2 separate regions of the Mus musculus genome follow, and region 1 is linked to region 2. The links are chromatin loops, found by intact Hi-C in ENCODE. Cell type or tissue: heart. All regions are shown on one strand. Each heading gives the region's core, and the rest is flanking DNA. Links, peaks and the distances in the headings are about the cores only.

Region 1 (10,475 bases), core at 1,764-9,763, 77 kb after region 2:
TTTCACTCTGAGGTAGTGTCTGTCTTTTTCCCTGAGATGGGTTTCCTGTAAGCAGCAGAATGTTGGGTCCTGTTTGTGTAGCCAGTCTGTTAGTCTATGTCTTTTTATTGGGGAGTTGAGTCCATTGATATTAAGAGATATTAAGGAAAAGTAATTGTTGCTTCCTGTTATTTTTGTTGTTAAAGTTGGCATTCTGTTCTTGTGGCTGTCTTCTTTTAGTTTTGTTGAGGGATTATCTTCTTGTTTTTTCTAGGGCGTGGTTCCCGTCCTTGTATTGTTTTTTTTTTTCTGTTATTATCCTTTGAAGGGCTGGATTCGTGGAAAGATAATGGGTGAATTTAGTTTTGTCGTGGAATACTTTGGTTTCTCCATCTATGGTAATTGAGAGTTTGGCTGGGTATAGTAGTCTGGGCTGGCATTTGTGTTCTCTTATTGTCTGTATAACATCTGTCCAGGCTCTTCTGGCTTTCATAGTCTCTGGTGAAAAATCTGGCGTAATTCTGATAGGCTTGCCTTTATATGTTACTTGACCTTTTTCCCTTACTGCTTTTAGTATTCTATCTTTATTTAGTGCATTTGATGTTCTGATTATTATGTGTTGGGAGGAATTTCTTTTCTGGTCCAGTCTATTTGGAGTTCTGTAGGCTTCTTGTATGTTCATGGGCATCTCTTTCTTTAGATTTGGGAAGTTTTCTTCAATAATTTTGTTGAAGATGTTTGCTGGTCCTTTGAGTTGAAAATCTTCATTCTCATCCACTCCTATTATCCGTAGGTTTGGTCTTCTCATTGTGTCCTGGATTTTCTGGATGTTTTGAGTTAGGATCTTTTTGCATTTTCCATTTTCTTTGACTGTTGTGCCGATGTTCTCTATGGAATCTTCTGCACCTGAGATTCTCTCTTCCATCTCTTGTATTCTGTTGCTGATGCTGGCATCTATGGTTCCAGATTTCTTTCCTAGGGTTTCTATCTCCAGTGTTGCCTCACTTTGGGTTTTCTTTATTGTGTCTACTTCCCTTTTTAGGTCTAGTATGGTTTTGTTCATTTCTATCACCTGTTTGGATGTGTTTTCCTGTTTTTCTATAAGGACTTCTACCTGTTTTGTTGTGTTTTCCTGTTTTTCTTTAACGACTTGTAACTCTTTAGCAGTGTTCTCCTGTATTTCTTTAATTGAGTTATTAAATTCCTTCTTTATGTCCTCTACCATCATCATGAGAAATGCTTTTAATTCCAGGTCTACCTTTTCAGGTGTGTTAGGATGCCCTGGACTGGGTGAAGTGGGAGTGCTGGGTTCTGATGATGGTGAGTGGTCTTGGTTCCTGTTAGTAGGATTCTTACGTTTACCTTTCGCCATCTGGCAATCTCTGGAGTTAGTTGTTATAGTTGTCTTTGTTTAGAGATTGTTCCTCTGTTGATTTTGTTACCCTCTATCAGCAGACGTGGGAGACTAGCTCTTTCCTCTGAGTTTCAGTGGTCAGAGCACTCTCTGCAGGCAAGCTCTCCTCTTTCAGGGAAGGTTCACAGTTATCTGGTGCTTGGACCTCCTCCTGGCTGAAGATGAAGGCCCAAAACAGGATCTTTCCCAGAAGCTGTGTTGCTTTGGTCAGGAAGGTGGCCGGTTGTCTGGAGCCGAAGATGGCGCCGCCTCAGAAGCTCTGTGGCTCTCGCCTATCCCAGAAACGGCTGGCCTCTGTATTCCACACCTTCACCCATGCAGCCTGCCCTCCGCGGAGTCCCGGAGCCAAGGAGGCTCCCGCCGGGGCCTGAGGCACAAACCTCTCGGGCTGGCAGACCCCTGTGCACTCACCAGGAAAGTGGCTGGTTGTCTGGAGCCGAAGATGTCGCTGCCTCAGAAGCTCTCTCGGTTCTTCAAGTTCTTATCACCTGATTCTCCAAAGCCTGGCAGAAGCAGCACAATGAACTGGGAAGAGCCTATGTGTTTAGAATTCAAGGGTTCTACATGGAAGCTGGCTACCACTTGCTACCATGGTTTTGCATAATTCCTTGTCTGCAAAGCATGAACTATGAAGGACTTCATGACATGATGTAGAAGTTAAGTATGGAAAGGTCCAGTTGAGACCCGTGCAGGGAGCAAGTGCCACCCACATCAGCTCTGTTTCTCTTCATCCCCTTCTTTGCTGCTCAGACACAGGCTGACTCCATAAGCCTACTCTCTCACAGCTCATTCTGTCTGGTTTATTAAAGCACTTCTCAATAAAGGTCTAGACACAAATATCCATTGCAGTTTTATATATTAACAACAACCAACTAGAAATTGACATTTTAAAAACCAATTTCATGGGTAAAGAAAATGTTGTGAATATACATGATTGGATTTTTTTCAGCCATACACAATGAGTTATATCATTTGCAGGAAAATAGGTGCAACTAGAGCTAGTCATATTAAGCAAATTATCTATCCTTTAAAGAAAAATATACATTTTCTCTCATTTGTAGTTCCTAGTTTTTATATAGAATCATAGAATCATATGTGTGTATGATGTAAGTAGAAGTTTAAAGATACAAAGGGGAAGGTCAAGAAAAGGGAGGGTAGCAGGTGTGGGGGATCTGTTCAATATGCAATATGTAATTGTGAATTTTTTTTAAATTTAAGCTTAAAAGAAGCAGAGAAAAATAAACTAAAACCCAATTCCATTGCAACATTGTCAATATATCAAATACTTTAAAATGCACTTAATGGAAGAGAGAACAAATATTTATACATAAGTACACTATAGCTGTCTTCAGACACACCAGAAGAGGGTGTCAGATATCGTTATGGGTGGTTGTGAGCCGCCATATGGTTGCTGGGATTTGAACTCAAGACCTTTGGAAAAGCAGTCAGTGCTCTTACCTGCTGAGCCATCTTGCCAGTCCTTTGCTGTACTTATAAATGGAAAAGTACTACAATAAAAGAAACTAAATTACTGATGTGTGCAAGGACATGGAAAATTTTTATTGACATCACTTAGAGCAAAAGAGTCCAGACTCAAAGAGTACTTGTGTGCCTGCACACATGTGTGCATGTGTGTGCGCATGTGCATGAGAGAAAGACAGAGAGATATTTCATTAATACAAAGCCCCAGTTCAGAGAGAAATAATCTATAGTTAAGGGAATATATCTATGGTTGCCTTTAGGTGAGGATTTGAGGAGTGCAAAGGAACTTTAGTGATAGAAATATTCTGTCTATTTTGGAGTAAATTAAAGTCCTGTTAGAGTAAATTGTTTACTTATCAACATTCCCTGAGCTATATGATTAAGATTCATCAGTTAATTTGAAAAACTCTATAAAGGTATGGAACCTAATGAGTTTTCTTATCTTGGCAGTATGAATTAGCAAGTTTATAAACATTTTCCTTTTATCTGGGTCTGAGCAAATGATGATGAGAGCCAAGTTTTCCCACAGTTGAAGAGAAAGTTGAAAGGATATGGAGAAAAGCAGGCAGGGGTTGTTTTGTGATAACAGATCAGAGTACCAGAAGGCAGTGGGGACTTGGTTCTTTATGTTTGTTTTTAAGTAGGCATAGATGTGGGCCTCTCACAGACAGAAGAAAATGTACATGTAGGTAGGTGTACACACTCCTATCTCTGTCCACTGAGAGGACCTGGAAGACCCTATAGCATAAGTACTCTCTCTCTCTCTCTCCCTCTCCCTCTCTCTCTCTCTCTCTCTCTCTCTCTCACACACACACACACACACACACACACACACACACACACACAGTATACAGCTACTAAAATGAAAGTGTTTGATATTGATAGAACTCTGCTATTTAATCAATAGCCTATGCTCACATTTCTTTAACTGGCCCAATAGTGTCTCTTAGAATTATTTTAGCTTGGTCCAAGACCCAGCCTAACTTCATTCATTGTATCCAGTATTCATGACTCCTTACTCATTGTCACAGTTTAAATATGGCCTCAAGTTCCTTCATGCTCCTCCAGTTGAGAGTTGGGTTGACAGTCTCTTCATCTGAACAGGCTCTGACTGCTTCAAACAACACTGGATGGGTCCTGAGGAGGCGAAGGCTCTGGGAACCTGGGAAGATGGAACTTTCTGACTGGTCCCTAACAATTGGCCTTCATGTCTGACTCTGGACCCTCATCTAAGTCCTCAGGCCTGCAGAGTGTCTCCTTCAGGCTGGTGTACTACCAAAGGAAGGCCTGGTGGGAGGGATGGTAAATCCCGATGGGGCTTTACATCAAGTGTGTGCTTGCTTAGAAGCAGAGGTCAGAGGTGTTACAGGAGTGACAGGGTGAGCAAGGGTATCTAAGGCTTCTAACCATAACTATTTAGATTAGGTACAATTTCTGAATTTTTACATTACATTGTGTATTTCATTATATGTATTTTATATTTATTTATGTTGGCTCGATTGGGTCATGTATATCATTAACTTTACAGAAATGCTAAATCATAAAATACACGATAGTGTATACATATGAACGTGTGAACATGTGAACATGTCTGAGTTTGTTGTGTGTTGGCACCTGCTTATATGTATGTGTAAATATGTCTGAATACACGCACCAGCACATACCTGTGACTTTTATGCATGTGTGAGTGTTTCTCACTTGGATGTATATCTGAGCATGTGAGTATCTTGGCACATGCCCATTAATGTGTGCGTGTGTGAATGTGTACAGACTTGAAAAAATGTCTATGTGTACAAGCTTGAAAGGCATGTCTATTATGTTAGTGGTTGTGTGACTATGCATGAGCCTGTTGTATGTGTTAGGAAATGCCTGTTAATTGTGTGCATACACACTTACATGTATATCTGAGTGTGTTGCTTTTTCCTTTGATGTTTATCTGAGCATGTGAATCTGTGAGCACATGCCTGCATGCTTGTGTGAGAATATATCTGAGTGTGTGGTATACATGTCAGCACATGTCTATAAGTGTGTGCATATGTGACTGTGTGGACACTTGGAAGCATGTCTACGTGTGTAAGTTTATCGGTGTATGCTTGAATGTGTGTGTTCCATATGTCTCAATACATGCCTGTGAATGTGTACATGTGTGATTGCATGCAGCCCATCAGCACATTTGTGTATATGTGTGACTGTGTGTGAGTGCTTTGTATGTATCAGCACATGACTTTTGAGTGCATGTGTGTGTTTATACTACTGGATGAATGTCGGGGTATTGTGAGTGTCTGGGTACAAGTGTGTTTCTGAGTATTGTGAGTATATTGGCTCATAAGTGTGTGTTCATACTTACTCAGAGTATGTCTGGGTGTGTGTACATTTACATGGGGGCTTGCATCAGAGATGAAGAGGATACTGGTTAGCTTTCTGTTCTCCTCAGTTAAAAGTCCTGACAGGCAGGTTCAGGGCCTGGGCTCTGAGAAAATAGGAGATCAGTCCTTGGCAAAGGTTCAAGGAACCCCCACCCAGAATGGGCATGTTTCAAGTGTGCATGTTCAAATACTGAGTGCCCCCTCCCCCATTTCCCCTTATGTTTCTGATTGCTCCTCCTTGTCCTTATTGAGGGGAAGTGGAAACAAATGTCTGGCAGGAGGCCAAAAGCAGAGTGGAAGGGGGGAGGGAGGGAGGGAGAGAGAGAGAGAGAGAGAGAGAGAGAGCAGGCTGCTGTGGCCTCTTTAGAGGAGAAAGAGCGGGAGGGATAAATGTGCCAGAGATGAAACAGAGATAGGCAAGAAAGACACAAAGGGAAAGATAAAGAGATAGAAATGTGTCAGAGACTGAGAGGAGAGAAGTGGAAACAGAGGACAGACAGGTCTGAGGGTTCCAGCCAGGTCACAGCAGGCAGCAGGGCTAGGATCAGAAGTGGTTGGGTTCTACTAGGGGCTGCTCCTGTGCTCACTGCTGAGACAGAACTGACCTCCCGTTTTGGTCCCAACCTTTCTGCTTTCTGAGTGGTGAAACAGAGGCATAACAGGCCTTGGTCTGGAGGCAAGTGATGAGGACAGTTGCCCTTCTAACCAGCCCAGCACCATGTAGGCAGGTAAACCCCCTCCCCTCATAAGAGGCTCATGGATCAGTCACCTGGTCTGAAGATCTATTGCGGGTGGAGAAAGGCTAGGCTGGCAGGTAGCCTCCCTCATGGGGCCTCTGGTGTAGTTCCTGTGGGGGCCTCCTGGGGATGCAGACTCTTACCTCCCTTCTGCTCCGGTTCACTACAGTACATGCACCATGGCAGAGAGATGGTTTCAGTTAAATCCACAGCAGTTAGATGAACAAAAAGAAAGCAAGGTAGTTTCCCCTTTAAGGAATTATGTGCAGATTCAATGCATGAATCATCTGGTCCACATGTTTACAAGGGAACTGAGTAAAAGCAGTCTTCTAAGGATTTACTCATGGCTGAAGAAACTGGAGAATCGTTTCTCTTTAGGGGTGGAATGCAGTCCATATTCTGTCAGGCTTTCTAAGTGAGACTGACGTTTGTGAACTTGTCATTGAGAAGAAATGTGTTTTATTTAGGATTATTTAGGTTTTCCTCCCTCAGTATGATTAATCAAGAGTAATATTTCTACTAAAGAGATACCACTCACAGTTCACTACTCTGTTCTGGGTGCTGGGCAGACAGATGACCTGGCTCTGTCCTCTTGGTGTCTTGACCCCTGCTGTGCTACATAAGTCCAGGGACCACCTGGAAACAGAACAGGGGATGTCTCCCTGGGCTGCTGTTTGCCTTACTCATGCTCATTTCCTATGCTTATAGGACTTCATAAACGGGGAAACCGAGGCACAGACACTGAAGCACCTACCTACAGTTGCATGGTTAATAAACTGGATTTGCATAAAGACATGATGCCACCATGGCCCAGTTTGTCCTTGTGTGGGGGGGTGGGAGTGTCAGAGGAAACTCTTTAAGTGGATGTGATACCAGCATAAGCCAAAGGGGAAGCTTTCTGGAGAAGTGAGGACTGAGGAAAGCATCATGGTGGTCCTGTTCATATGGTGATTGGAAGTTGCACAGGGGTTCCCACTTGGTGAGAAGCTTGGTTGCAAGGAGGGAGCGTCTGAGTGGGTCGGTTGTTTTATCTGTGGGTTTGCCTTTTGGAGTCCCAAACCCTGTGTCCTTTATGGTTGCAGCTCATTTATGAGTATTCATAAAATAGCAGGTGCCTGGCAATCCAGTGGCTGGGTTCCTCTGCCCTTTGGATCTTATGGGATGGGCTCAATCATTAACTAGGTGCTGGGAAGACTGAATATTTCCAGGAGCATGCCAGAGCAGAATCATTGTGAGAATAAGGGCCAAATGGCTGATGTCATCCTGGGAAGGTCACCCTCTCTGTGACTCAGTGTATTATCAGCTTCCGCTTACTGTGGCAAAATACCCAAGATAATCAACTATGTTATTAGGAGGAAAGATTCATTTTGGCTCATGGCTTTAGTCTGTGACTGCTTTGGGGATGTGTGGTAGAGGAAGACATCATGGTACGTGCAATTGAGTGTGTGTGGGTGCTCTTCTGTGCATGTACACGTGGGAGCTGGAAATGAATGAATATTCTTCTATTGCTTGCCTCCTTACTGCCTTGAGGCAGGGTTTCTCCTGGAAGCAGAAGCTTGCCGCTTTGTCTAGCCTACTATTTTATGAACAGTAATAAATGAGGGGCAACCACAAAGGACACAGGGTTCTGGAGTCTTGGGACTATGTGTATGGTAGCTGGGAAGAAGATGAAGGAGACGGAGAAGAAGGAGGAGGAGGAGGAGGAGGAGGAGGAGGAGGAGGAGGAGGAGGAGGAGGAGGAGGAGAAGAAGAAGAAGAAGAAGAAGAAGAAGAAGAAGAAGAAGAAGAAGAAGAAGAAGAAGAAGAAGAAAGAGAGAGGAGAGGGGAAGGGGGAGGGGGAGGGAGAAGAGGGAGAGAGAGAGAAAGACAAAGAAAAGAGGGGTTGGGTTCCAATACTTTGTTTAAAGCCATTTCCCAGTGTCTTAACTTCCTCTCAAGAGGCCCCACCCTCTAAGGGTTTCACTCTTTCCTAACAGCACTAGAGGCTGATTACCAAACCATCAACACCTGGCCTTTGGAGACATTGACCATCCAAGCAGTCATATTAGTTTCTCATTTGTGAAATGAGGCCACACAAGTGTCTGTGAGGATGGGATGTGTTAATAGGCACGTAATGCACTTCCCACCGGTTCTGTGTGGTGTGGCTATGAGTGCCGGCATGACAAGGGTCAGAGGTAGCTGGCCTCTGACTCTCATCTAGCTGGGTGTTCCATTGAGTACCTTCTCTACACTACAATCTTTCTTTGTGTCTTCCTTGAGCCTTTATGCTGAGACTGATCAGTATAGAGATATCATACTATCTGGCCCTGGAGTGAGGTTAAGTTATGGGAAGGACACCCAGTTTCCCGACCCACACAGTCATTCTTTCTCATTGTCTGGTTGTGCAGCAGGTGTGGACAGCCTGGGGATGTCTTCTCATCACATTACTAAATGCCTTGGGGAGCAACTGTGTTTTATCCCCAGCCTCTGTAGATTGACAGTGACCAATCATCAAGTGTGTGCCTGTGGGAAGTACCAAGGAGCATGGAGTCAGGATGCTGTTCCTGAATGTGGTGGGTGACAGCCCCAGACTGAGTATCTGGGCTAGTGATGGGAGTCTGAGGTATGACAGAAGTCAGGTTTGCTGTGATGAGCAATGTCATCGGCACTGATGGATGAGTCACCAGAGGTACCAAAGCCCTTCAGCAGCCAGTCCATACATTAGAGCTCTTGTAAAGACTTTATGAGATTCTGAATGCAGTGCTCTGAACTCAGATCTCAACACATGGCAAGTTCTCAATATTTGTGCGTATGTCTATGTGCCTGAGTGTTCCACTTGTGTGTATGTGTAGAAGGGCATATGGAGATCAGAGAGTATTTTGGTTGTCATTCCCTAGGTACTGCCTCTCTTTTCCTCCTCTTCCTCCTCTTCCTTCTCCTCCTCTCTCACTCTGTCGTTGTCTCTCTCTCTTTCCAATATAGGCTTTCTCACTGGCTTGAACTCACCAAGTAGGCTAGGCTGACTGGCCTTTGAGTCCTAGAGATCTGCCTATCCCTGCTTCCGAAGCACTGGAATTAAGTGTGTGCCACTATGCCCAGCTTTTCAAAAATATGGCTTCTGGGGATCTAACTAAGGTCCTTATGCTTACAAAGCAAGTATTTTACAGATTGAGCTGTTCATTGTCATGTGTCAGATTCTCTATGGATGAGCTATCAAACACCTAATTTCTCTAGCCAGGCAGAGTTGACCTCACCGATATATATATATATATCGTCAGTGAGGTATATATATCCATCAGTGGTGTGTGTGTATATATATATATGTATATGTGTGTATATATATATATAAAATCAGTGAGGTATATATATATTCACCTGTCTAATGGCCTATAAGTCCTTCTTTCCCTGATTGTTCAGTTGTTACACTCATTCTAGAAAATCCTAGCCAACCAGCATAAACTTCTTGAATGGAGAGACTACTCCTACTTATATAGAAGACTTGGTCGAGTCTCTGTATTTCTTAGCTACACTTTCCTGGCATGTTGCACGGTTTCTCTTGTGTTTAATTTCTACCAGGATCTTGGTTCTATGTGGCTTAAATAACTTTTATGAGGCAGACTGAATGACTCAGTGGCCTGTCATTGTGTTTGTCCTCAGCAATGCATTTAATCTCTCTGAACTTTAGATTCCTCACGCTATAATGCAGGCAACGCACAACAGTAATCGGCTCCAGACGCTGCGGGCATCCAAAGCCACTTGTGTAAACGCTCCCTGAGCTCCCAAGCAAAGACATAAGGAAGCATTTTGGGACTTGTCCTTAGAGGGGATGAATGGAATTAGAAAAAATGTGTCCTAGCCCAGGGGCACCAATCAACAAAGCAAAGAGGAACTCTTTCTAACATCAGCGCTGTGAGGAGCTGCGGCTTTGCGTCTGGGGATATCCTAGTCTAGGAAGCTGTTTGTGTGTGCGCCATGACAGACAATGACACAAGCAGAGATGAGTCTGGTGACAGAGCTCCGAGGAGAACAGACATCCCCTCAGATCTGTTCTGTGGAGGGCTGGGGTGTCCCGGAATGCCTGACGAGATCTTTGTCACTTTGCCTGGATTTCCATTAAGCACCCTCCAGTAAGAAAATCCTTGCTGTCAGGTTTTTCTCCCTGATTTTGGCTCATGCAGCCTGCTGGGGCTGGCTGTGTGTGGAGAACCCCTCCCTCCATTGTTAAAGTCACATTTCAGGAAGTATAGGATCAACTCGGGAGATGGAGTTTGGATTCTCTGATCCCAATCCGGAGGAATGCCACCCAAACCTTAACTGTATAAAAGGACAGTATTTATCATATGGCTTCCTCTCTCCCTGCCCCCTGGCTGGCCTTTACCAAGTTTGCAACCTAAAGCAAGAAGAAAGGCCTACCAATAGAACCCCTCTCAAGACTCACATTCATCCCCTCCCCGCCGCTGCCTGCGCTGCCTGTTCAGGCCTCAGTGTTCCATCTGTTAAGACTCTGTTGTTAAGTTT
Region 2 (10,475 bases), core at 931-8,930:
TTTTTTTTTTTTTTTTTTCCAGAAAAAATCTGGAGGTGGTAGGCCGTGCTGCCTATAGTTTATTGCAGAAGCTGGTGTTTCTTCTTCTTCTTCTTCTTCTTCTTCTTCTTCTTCTTCTTCGTCTTCGTCTTCGTCTTCGTCTTCGTCTTCGTCTTCGTCTCCGTCTCCGTCTCCGTCTCCGTCTCCGTCTCCGTCTCCTCTTCCTTCTGCTGCTGTCAAGGCTCAGATAGTTAATATTTTTAGCTCTGTAGTCCACATCATCTCTCTCTCTGTAGCTACTCTGTTGTTTGTGACCAATGTCAGCCTTAGGTCAGTAAGCATGAGGCTGTGCTTCAATAAAATCTTATTTACAGAAAGAAGTGGTGAATCCAGATTTGGTTCATGTACTGTAGTTGGACGACCCTTGTAAAAGCTCAACTATATCAAGTAAAGCATTTTTATTATTCTCTTAACCATTCATAGCTTCTTAATGGCTGCCATGGCACCAGTCAACGTTACCCATGTTCTACCAGGAAGAGAAAGGAAGAGCTGGAGTCCTCATCTACAGCGTTGGTTTGTTGTTATTTGTTTCTTGGTTCATTGACATTCATAAAATGTAAGTTTCTCTTAGTAAGAAAGACTAGAAAGTAAGCAGATCATAGCCCAGCAGCTGCTAACACAGCTCTCCCGCCCCTCCATTAAATCTCCCAGTTCTTCCAATAGTGCTGTGTGAAGCACAATGCAGGAAATTAGTCCATAACACCTTCTTAGTTACCTGATTCTGGTCTCTCTCACCAAACTTCATTTTTGAGTTCTTAGAGAAGAAGTCAACCTCCCAGTCTAATTTTCAAAAAGATGACTTAAAATTTCCAACCCTTGTTTAAAGAATACAAACCACACCAAACACGTCAACAATCCCTTTCATGTGACATGGAGTGCCAGGTGGAGAGCAGAAGGAAGGAGGAAGCTGGCGAGGCAGGAAGAGGATATTAAGTGTTGCTCATGGGACAGTAATAGTTAGCGGCTTTAGGAGGGTGGAGTGTTGAGCTCAAAGCCACTCCGGGCTGTGATTGATGGTGTGTGATGGGTACCAGGAGGTACCTGCCCTGCTCAAAGGTTCGCAGAAGTAGTTTCCATGATGCCTCTTGATCACTGATTTCAATGCTCTGCAAAAGCATTTTAATCAAAGGCAGGACTTTTACTCTAAACCCAGGTATTGCTGCTTCATTTTCCACAGCCTTGCCAGATTCTCTCTATATCTCTCTCTGTCTCTCTTTGTCTTTCTCTGTCTATCTGTCTCTCTCTGTCTGTCTCTGTCTGTCTGTCTGTCTGTCTCTCTCTCTCTCTCTCTCTCTCTCTCTCTCTCTCTGTGAAATGCTGGGGACTGAACCCAGGATGGCCTTGCCTTGTGCATGCTAAGCAAGCACTCAACCACTGAGCTACATTCCCAGGTGTTGTAGAAATCCCCCCCCCCCACTCTGCCACACAGCTTCCCTATCTTGGCTCTTTCTTATCACTCCTTTCCAATCTCCCAGAATGCTTCTTTTAGTGAAAAGAGGACAGGGTGAGAAAAAATATGCCTAAGTCATCACTGAATCAAGTAGAGCTGACAGAGAAGGAGGACAGGACATGCTCCTTAAACTTTCCTCTGTGACCGAGAAGCTGCCTTAGATGATGTATTCTCAGTCTGTGTTCAGAATGTCAATGTTCAGTCTGTGACACTTTGATATGGATGAAAATGGACTCATGCACACCCTCCCCAGGAGTTCTGCAAGGAGTAGGTTTAAGTGTAGGTCTATGGTTTTAGGGGCTGGTTTAAGTAGGTCTCTGGTTTTAGGGGCTGAATTGTAATTTCTGATACAATCTGAACACTTCTTCAATATCCATGTGAACACAGTGTAAGGGGAAATCTTGATTGTCAACTTGTATGGATTTGGAGTGACCTAGGAGAAACACCCTCGCTGAATGTGGGCGTCATCAGCCTGTGGACTGATTAAACATAGAAAGTAAGCATCAGCCTTCATCCTTCATCTCTACTCGCGTCTTGACCTTAAGTTGCTGTGCCATGCCTTCTCTGCTACGACGGATTGAATCCACTCACACTGTGAGCCAAAATAAATTCTCTCATGCTGTTTCTTGTTAGCTACATGGTTGCAGCAACACAAAAGTTATATACATGCATCCATGTGTGTGTGTGTGTGTGTGTATTTTTATAAGAACAATAGGGCAGGGCAGTGGTGGCACATGCCTTTAATCCCAGCACTTGAGAGGCAGGGGCAGGCGGATTTCTGACTTCGAGGCCAGCCTGGTCTACATACAGAGTGAGTTCCAGGACAGCCAGGGCTACACAGAGAAACCCTGTCTCAAACAAACAAACAAACAAACAAACCCTCCCCCCAAAGAACAAAAACAAAAACAAAAACAAAAAAAGAACAATAGGTGCCCAGGCATACACTGCCTGGTCTATAGTTCACTCTGAAAAGACTTTAGTGGGCATAGACGCTTCTTAGCTACAAGGAAATCCTTTCTTTTTCTGGGCTCAGCTGATTGACAATTCTGGCGCATCTCCTTAGACGATCCCTGAAGAATCAGTTCCCTTCTGGGTCTCCATGGGCATGGCTTGTAAATATATCCAAAGCACCTGGCTTTTGGATTCATGACAGTCACACTCATACTTGACTCTAATAATTTTCTTTCTTTCTTTTAAAAAAAAAGATTTATTTATTATTATATCTAAGTATACTGTAGCTGTCTTCACATGCATCAGAAGATGGCATCAGATCTCATTATGGATGGTTGTGAGTCACCATGTGGTTGCTGGGATTTGAACTCAGGACCTTCAGAAGAGCAGTCGGTGCTCTTAACCACTGAGTCATCTCTCCAGCTCTCTCTAATAATTTTCTTTTTTTTTAATATTTATTTATTTTATGTATATGAGTACACACTGTAGTTGTACAGATGGTTGTGAGCCTTCATGTGATTGTTGGGAATTGAATTTAGGACCTCTGCTTGCTCTGGCCAACCCCACTTTCTCCGACCCAAAGATTTATTTATTATTATAAGTTCACCATAGCTGTCTTCAAACACACCAGAAGAGGACATCAGATCTCATTATGGGTGGCTGTGAGCCACATGTGGTTGCTGGGATTTGAACTCAGTACCTTTGGAAAATAAGTCAGTGCTCTTACCCACTGAGCCATCTCAGCAGCCCTCTCTAATAATTTTCTAATGAGCCTTTTGAGGTATTCACACATGAAGTGCTTTGTGGTTGGGAGCCAGGTTCTGTGTACCACCGTCCCCAAATCCTTTCCCCAGCCCATGGCCTGGCTCCCCAAAGGTGTTTGCTGAGAGGAGGAGGGTAGCAGGAAGTGGTTCTTGTGGTCCCTGCCTATACCTGCCATGTGGGAGGCAGCTTACTTATCCTTACGAGACTTCTTTCTGAATCCTACACATGCTCCCCATATAACACAGGCCCCAGCATCTCAGCAGCCTTTTTCTGCCATTCTCCAGATAGACCCAGCTTTGATATTGGATGGTTGGTGGGGTGCTGTGGAGATGCCAAGGTGTCCAAAGGTTCCTACACAGAGAGGGTTCCCAACCACACCATTTCTGGGGTCGATTGGTAAAGGTTTCAGCAGTATTTGAAATCTGGAATCTAAATTTTAGCCACATTGTGGGGTTGAGGGATGAATAAGTAACTGTTCTGAGTTGGTTGAAACCCAGGGCAATGAGGATGTCTGGCAGAGGGCCATGGACTTTGTGAGCCCAGCCTGCCTGCAGAACAGGGTCATAGACCCTATAGTTCCCTGTCTCAGTCCAGAGTCAGCAAGGTTAGAAACAGAGTAACGTTTAGAACAGGACCTGGCCACCTGGGTCTCTTGTTTCTTCTCCAGACTCTCACTGCCATCTGCCAGTGCCAAGGACTTCCATGGCTGCCTTAGGGAAAGTTCAGTGCCAAGGCATACCGCTCCCTGGGCCCTCCTCCCTCGTGTCTGGCTGATGATGACCACATCCCTTTGCAGACCCAGCACAATCACCTGCAGTCACTGAGAATAGCAGTTACAAACCCTCGGGTTGGTTTTCTCTTTTTCCTTTATTTCTTATTGTTTCTTGGGTGGACACTGAGCCGTGAACAGCCATGGAAGTCCTTGGCACTGGCAGATGGCAGTGAGGGTCTGGAGAAGAAACAAGAGACCCAGGTGGCCAGGTTCACTACGTAGTTATGTACCCAGAAAAGATCCCATGCTCCAGTGGACAGTCCCAAGCTAATGGTCACAAGATGGTTAAACACAACGGGTCACTAAGCAAACCCAAAAGTCATGAATCTAGGAAAGGGACAGATGGGGGAGCAGTTTGGCTGAGTCAAGGAATCACTCTAAAATATTGTCAGCCAACAGTTAAGCACAAATTTGTGATCCTGAGTTGTCAATATGCACACATTTTCTGTTTTCTTTCTGTCTGTCTGCCTTCCCTTATATATATACATATATACTTAGATATAATTTATACAATATATTATATATAATGTATAATATATAATGCATACCTATATATTAAATTTATAAAGTTATCTTATATGTTATAAATTATATTAATTATAATATTCATATGTTAATTATATATTAAATATACATTTAAATGTAGGAGTTCTCTGTCTTCGTCTACATCTACTTCTGCATCTACACCTACATGCCAGAAGAGGGCATCAGATCTCTTTATAGGTGTCGTAAGCTACCATGCGGTTGGGGGTGGGTGGGTTTGACCTCAGCACCTCTGAAAGAGTAGTCAGTGTTCTTAAGCACTGAGCCATCTCACCAGCCTGCACAAGAGTTTCTTAATGATTTTGGCCATGCTCTGAAGGACAGGCGGCCCAGACCTTAATTTGTAGCCAGTTTGCTGTTCAAACATTTGGCCACATGGAGGCACCAAAGCACCAGTCTGGTCAAAGTACCCTCCTGTCTGTCAACTCATGGGAACTGGTAGCTGGGGTTCTCGAAGTTGCTTGGGCCTGCTGGTGTTCTTCAGATGTCCCTCACTGCTGTCCAGTTAATAGTCCATGCAACCTCTATGGCTCTGGGACAACGGATACAGTTGCGTCCTAGTAGTTGGAGGTGGACAGAGATCTCATGTCATAACTGAGCTAATTGACTTTAGGAGAGTATTACCTCCACGGCCATTAGACTATTTACTTGAAATACTAAGGGTTCAGATAAGGGACACTTTCTGTTCTCGGGGTTCTGTTTTTGTCTTTTGTTTTTTTAAAATGAAATTTAAATTTCGAGACATTCCCCCAGCTTTGTAGAACTACAATTGACAACATCCTGTAAGGTTTAGGGGTACAATGTGATATTGTGGTATGTACCTGCTGTGCAATGATCACTACAGCTAAAGTAGATATTGTGTCTGGTGTGGTTGGGAACCCCTTAGGAAGACTCAGCCAACTTCAAGGTTACAACACATGGTTCTTAACTATAGTCACCAGGCTGTGCTTCAGTGCTCAGGGGGCTCGTTCATTCCGTGTAATGGGATTTTTTCACACTTTGGCTAATTCAGTGTGCATGTGTGTGTGTGCATGGGTGTTTATCAGTCAGTCAGTCTGTCTGTGCACGTGTATGTGTGTGCATGTGTGTGTGTCAATCTATCAGTCTGTTTCTCTGTGTGTGTGCATGTGTGTATGTGTATGTGTGCACGTACGGTGTGCTTGTGCGTGTGTCTGTCTGTGTGCATGTGAATGAGCCTAGAGTATTGATCCTCAATCATTGCCTATGTTTTTCATTTAATTTAATTTTAGTTTTATGTATATGTGTGTGCACATCCATATGTGCCAAAGCCTGAGGAGGTCAGAAGGGGCATCAGATCTCCTGGAACTGAACTTACAGAAGGTTGTGAGCTGCCGTGTGGGTTCTAGGCGAGCACAGTAAGTACTCTTAACATTTGAGCCATCTCTCCAGCTCTTCCATGTTAGCTTTTGATACAGTGCCTCTCCCTCATCCTGGAGCTCTTAACATCTGGGCTGCCTCTCCAGCTCTTAGCTTTTAATACAGTGTCTCTTCCCCATCCTGGATCTCCAACTGGGATAGGCTATTGGTTCACTGAACCCCAGGGATCCTCTGTCTCTGCCTTTCCAGTGCTGGAATTCAGTGTGTAATTATAGCCAGATTAGAAAAGGTTTATTTTTTATTACTTTTAGTTGTGTGTATGCATAACTAATATGAGTGTGTCTGTGTGTAGGCATACACATGTGATTAGAGACACAAGCAGTGGCCAGAAGCATTGGTTTCTCATGAGCTAGAATTATAGGTGGTTCTAAGTTGCCTGATATGTGTGCAGGGACTGCAACTCAGGTCCTCTGGAAGAGAGGGATGTTCTCTTAACTGCTGAGCCATCTTTCCAGCCTCCAATTCAGATTTTAGTCCTGCAGGAAATAGGCCAGGGCTGAGCTTCTGGTTCACAGAACCTCTGGGTTCTGATACCTGTTTGGCCTTTCCCTTGCCTGTGCGACTTTAGGGAAATCACTACCTTTGTCTATTGCTAGCCCTTTTCTGTTGGTGTGCCATCAACCTGTCTGAGAAAATATAGTCTGTTCCAAGCCTGTGAGCCGAGAAAGGCCTTCCATTGGAGTCTGTTTTGGGGGATGGTAGTCGGAGATGACATCAGTCAGAGATCTGAAGTTTCCAGAAGTTTTGCTCTAGGGGTCAAGTTGAAGTGGTTGGAAATAAGGGTGGGAGGGTGGCTGAGTTTTGGTAGGGAAAATATTCAGACCAGAACAGACCAGAATAGAGATCTGTCTGGACACAGATTCCACACATTCCTTGTAACAGCACAACAGGCCAACGATACAACAGAAACTCTAGGTGGCTCTGTTCGGGCACCTTCAACCCTTCCCTGGCAGATGAGCAACCTTTCATGTAAAGTGCCTTTTACATGGGCTGGAGTGATGTCTCAGTGTTTAAGAGCCCTGGCTGCTCTTGAAGAATACTTGGGGTCAATTTCCAGCACCCACACAGGGGCTAACAACCTTGTGAAACTCCAGTCCCAGAGTTTCTGACACCACCCTCTTCTGGCTTCCAGGGGCACTACATGCGCATGGTGCACAGACATGCATGCAGGTAAAATATCCCTATGCACAAAATAATAAAATAGAATTTAAAGTGCTTTTTAGGACTCTGTGGATTGTTTTGCGTTTAAGCATCTAGATCTCTCTCTGGGTCCCTGCCTCTGAGCAGTGGTTCAGAGAATCACGGGAACTTTTGACTGGAGACACACAGTCCTAGATCACACCTTCGTCTGGAGTGATTCTGTCAGTCAAGGATGAGGGGTCCAAGAATTTGTATTCTTTTAGCAGAGGTACCCAGAATACTATGGCAATGGGAGGAGGGACTGACTCCTTCTCACTTGTGGGTGTGTTCCCGGCCCTTTGCTCTCTTTTGACTCTGCCTTCTGATTTGAATTTATATCTTAGAATATTGTAATTCTGGAAAAGGGATGTAAAAATAGCAATTCTTTGCAAGCAGTGTTTTCTTGTCTTCTGTTTAGTCTAGGGTGGTGTGCTGGCTGTTCCAGGGCTGTGGTGGAATGCTGCTGGTGACATGTCCCCTAGCTCCGCACAGCCATCCCTGTGCACACAGCTCGGATGATCTTGCTGTCAGTCCTAAGTGTGGGGCTGGTAGGGTGCCTCCAAATGCAGGGTTGACCCAGGATACTCATTTCTTTGGTCCCCATGGGCTCCATAGACTGGAACTGAAATTTTGCTTTTGTATTATTCTAGAAAAGTGAGAAATGAAGGACTCCTGGTGTGTAAAATGTAGTCTGAGCTTAGCACAGTCCAGGATACAAAGTAAGTGCTTCAGATGGTCCCTCATGCATGATACACTCCTAGTCAACACTGACCGTAATGCTCTCTCTAGGTGGTCTTCTTCACTTTCCTGTTATTGCTCCTGAGATTGTATGGTACTCTCTGGCTGCTCATTCTCTTTATCCAAGGCCACTTGTGAAGGTTAGTACTGTCAGCTTGACAGAATCTAGGCTTTCCCAAGAGACAAATCTCCAGGCATAAGTGTTAGAGAGTTGCTAGACTGGGTTAACTGATATGGGAACATCCACTATAAATGTGGGTAGCATGATCCTATGGGACGCCTGGGGACCTGACTGGAATAAAAAGGAGAAATCAAATTGAGCAACAGCATCCATCTCTCTTTACTTCCTGATTGTGGATGTAATGTGACCAGCCATGTCACATTCCTGCAGTCACGCCTCCTGCACCATTGTGGACCGAACCCTTGGACCAGGGACCAAATAAATGTTTCTCTTCTGTAAGTTGCTTTTGTGAATCTTTCTGTTACAGCAATCAGAAAAGTGCCTAGTACATTTTCCTTAAGGCTGGGCACTCCTCGGAGGAATACTGGCCACTTTCCCCAAACCTGTAAATTCTGTTTTCTCCATGTACTCTAAAGAACCAGTCATAACAAGTTTATGGAAACAGGAAAGGGTAGAGTAAGTCAAAACATGCATTTTGGTCTCAAAACAAACCCAGAAACAGATTCACTTCCAAACCATTTCAAGCTATGATGTGGTAAGGCTCAGATGCATGGCTTGTGGGTTCTGCGTCAGTGGGGTCGTTCCCAGCCTTGAAGAAGGGGTCAGTGTTGGGAGTTTACAAAGATGGGGGAATGCAACAGCAGAGGAGATGGTCCCTCATACTGGGGCTGAGAACTTAGTGTTCCCACAGGGCTTCCCACTCTGAGCCAGCCAACAGAGCAGTGCAAACAGCCACCTGGGAGAACAGGGCAGATGGCCTCTCCACTGCGCTGACTGAAAGGCAGTCTTTTCAGGCATACTGCCACACTCCTTCTTTTCCTTGGCCCTCAGGTAACCACAGCCTCTCTTGAGATGGCTTGTTGGTGGCTTTTCCTATTGAGTCTTTGTAGAAGCTCCCCCAGCCTATTTAATTAGTTAGCCCTTTCTTCATAGGCCCCAGGGAGAGTGGGGCCAAGGCCCAGAAACACCCCAAGTCCTGGCTTATTCACATCCTTCTGCATAGAATTGCCCTTTCTTTCCATTTGCCTCTGCAGCCTGCTCTTCTACAGCCAGGGGCATGGTGCTGAGGTTGATGCTGTCTGCTCAAGTGCATGGCCACTGGCTGTACAGTGGAAAGGCAGGCATGAGCTCTTCCTGCAGGAGGAATGACCTGGTGGAGGGTCAGAGGACTCTCTGCTCTCTGACCTGTGAGACCTGGACATGGAACTTATCACTCCCTTCTCAGCACAGGGCTGGGAAGCCCATTAGGTTGAGCAATGGCTCTCCTGAGACCGTGTTTAAGGAAGAAAGAGGTAGAAAGATTCATTCATCCATTGACTCACAAATCCATCCTTTCAGCATTGAGTGGGGGACCTATGTCATTCTAGTCTCTGTAGATTGACAGGAACACTAATCCAAACAGCTGGCTCAAGATAGTATGGGGCTCTGTGCTTGGGGCTGTAGTGGCAGCCCTGAGCTCCAGATCAGCCAGACTGCAAAACTGTGGGGGAAAGAACAGGACTGGAGCCTTGACCCTTGGCCAACTGAGGCTGCAGCTGTTACTGATTACCATGCCTGCCTCATCCCTGGAGGGCTGGCTGCCCTTTCTCCAAAGAGGAAATGCTGATGCCTCCCACAAATTATAGAGAAAAAGTACAAGCTTGTGGTTTCATGGAACCAGCCAAGTCTGCCTCCGAGGCCTGGGCCTTGTGAGCTGGCTCCTTCCACTGCATGTTCAAGGGCCTGGATTGGGAGAACACTATCGAGGATTCAAGCACACGACTTCCTTATCTCCTGTCCTTGTTGAACATGAGCTGCTTTAGAAGGGTCAATGTTCGATTGGCCTCTTCCATACTTGTGATGAGAAATGGGCTACCAGAGACTTTCAGAGCAGGGAGGTCCTTGCCATGTTATTTAACTCTCCTAGCTTCTGTTTATTCTCCAAGGGACTTATAGGATAGCTGTACTTTTGCCTCCAATATTCTTGTGTGTGTGTGTGTGTGTGTGTGTGTACACATTTGTTAGCAAGTACACATGTGCATGTTGAAATAAAACAGATGTCAGCCATCAGTCTTGTTCCTTAGAACTTATTCACCTTCTCCTCTTCCTCCTCTCCCTCCTTCTCTTCCTCCTCCCCTTCTTCCTCTTCCTCCTTCCCTTCCTCCTCTTCCTCCTCTTCCTCCTCTTCTTCCTTCCCTTCCTCCCCCTCTTTCTCCTCCTCCACTTCCTCTTTCTCCTCCCTCTCTTCCTCTTTCTCTTCCACTTCTTCCTCCTCCTCTCTCTCCTCTTCCTCCTTTTTTCTGAGATAGATTCTCACACTGTAACCTGAGTTTGGGGAATCAGACTAGGCTGGCTGGCCAACGAGCCCCAAGGACCATCCTGTTTCCACCTCCTCAGTACTGGGATTACAAGTTCTACACTACCATTCCTGGTTTTTTAATGTAGATTCTGGGGATCAACTTTGGGTTCTCATGATTGTC

Evidence for each region. Hi-C counts contacts between places; a loop is a spot of excess contacts. Peaks named below come from ENCODE experiments on the same cell type or tissue, not always from the same donor. Only the 100,000 strongest peaks of a DNase experiment are listed, where the experiment ranks them.
Region 1: a loop joins it to region 2, with 2.2 times the contacts of the local background. A loop is called at or near these places in 4 of 42 quality-filtered maps.

The regions. Positions count from the first base shown.
Region 1 is chr13:3,737,037-3,747,511 of GRCm38, forward strand. All of the region lies in intron 3 of Gm35190 (a long non-coding RNA gene), which reads right to left. Among named protein-coding and RNA genes, the nearest start is that of Gm35190, 25 kb to the right of the region's middle. RefSeq lists an enhancer at 4,033-7,509. In heart, for the core only: a CTCF peak has its summit at 6,100; no DNase peak of the experiment used is centred there; H3K27ac peaks cover 1,832 bases.
Region 2 is chr13:3,660,687-3,671,161 of GRCm38, forward strand. No RefSeq gene overlaps it. Among named protein-coding and RNA genes, the nearest start is that of Asb13, 32 kb to the left of the region's middle. In heart, for the core only: CTCF peaks have their summits at 4,862 (motif pointing right) and 7,046 (motif pointing left); a DNase peak (open chromatin) is centred at 4,905; H3K4me3 peaks cover 270 bases.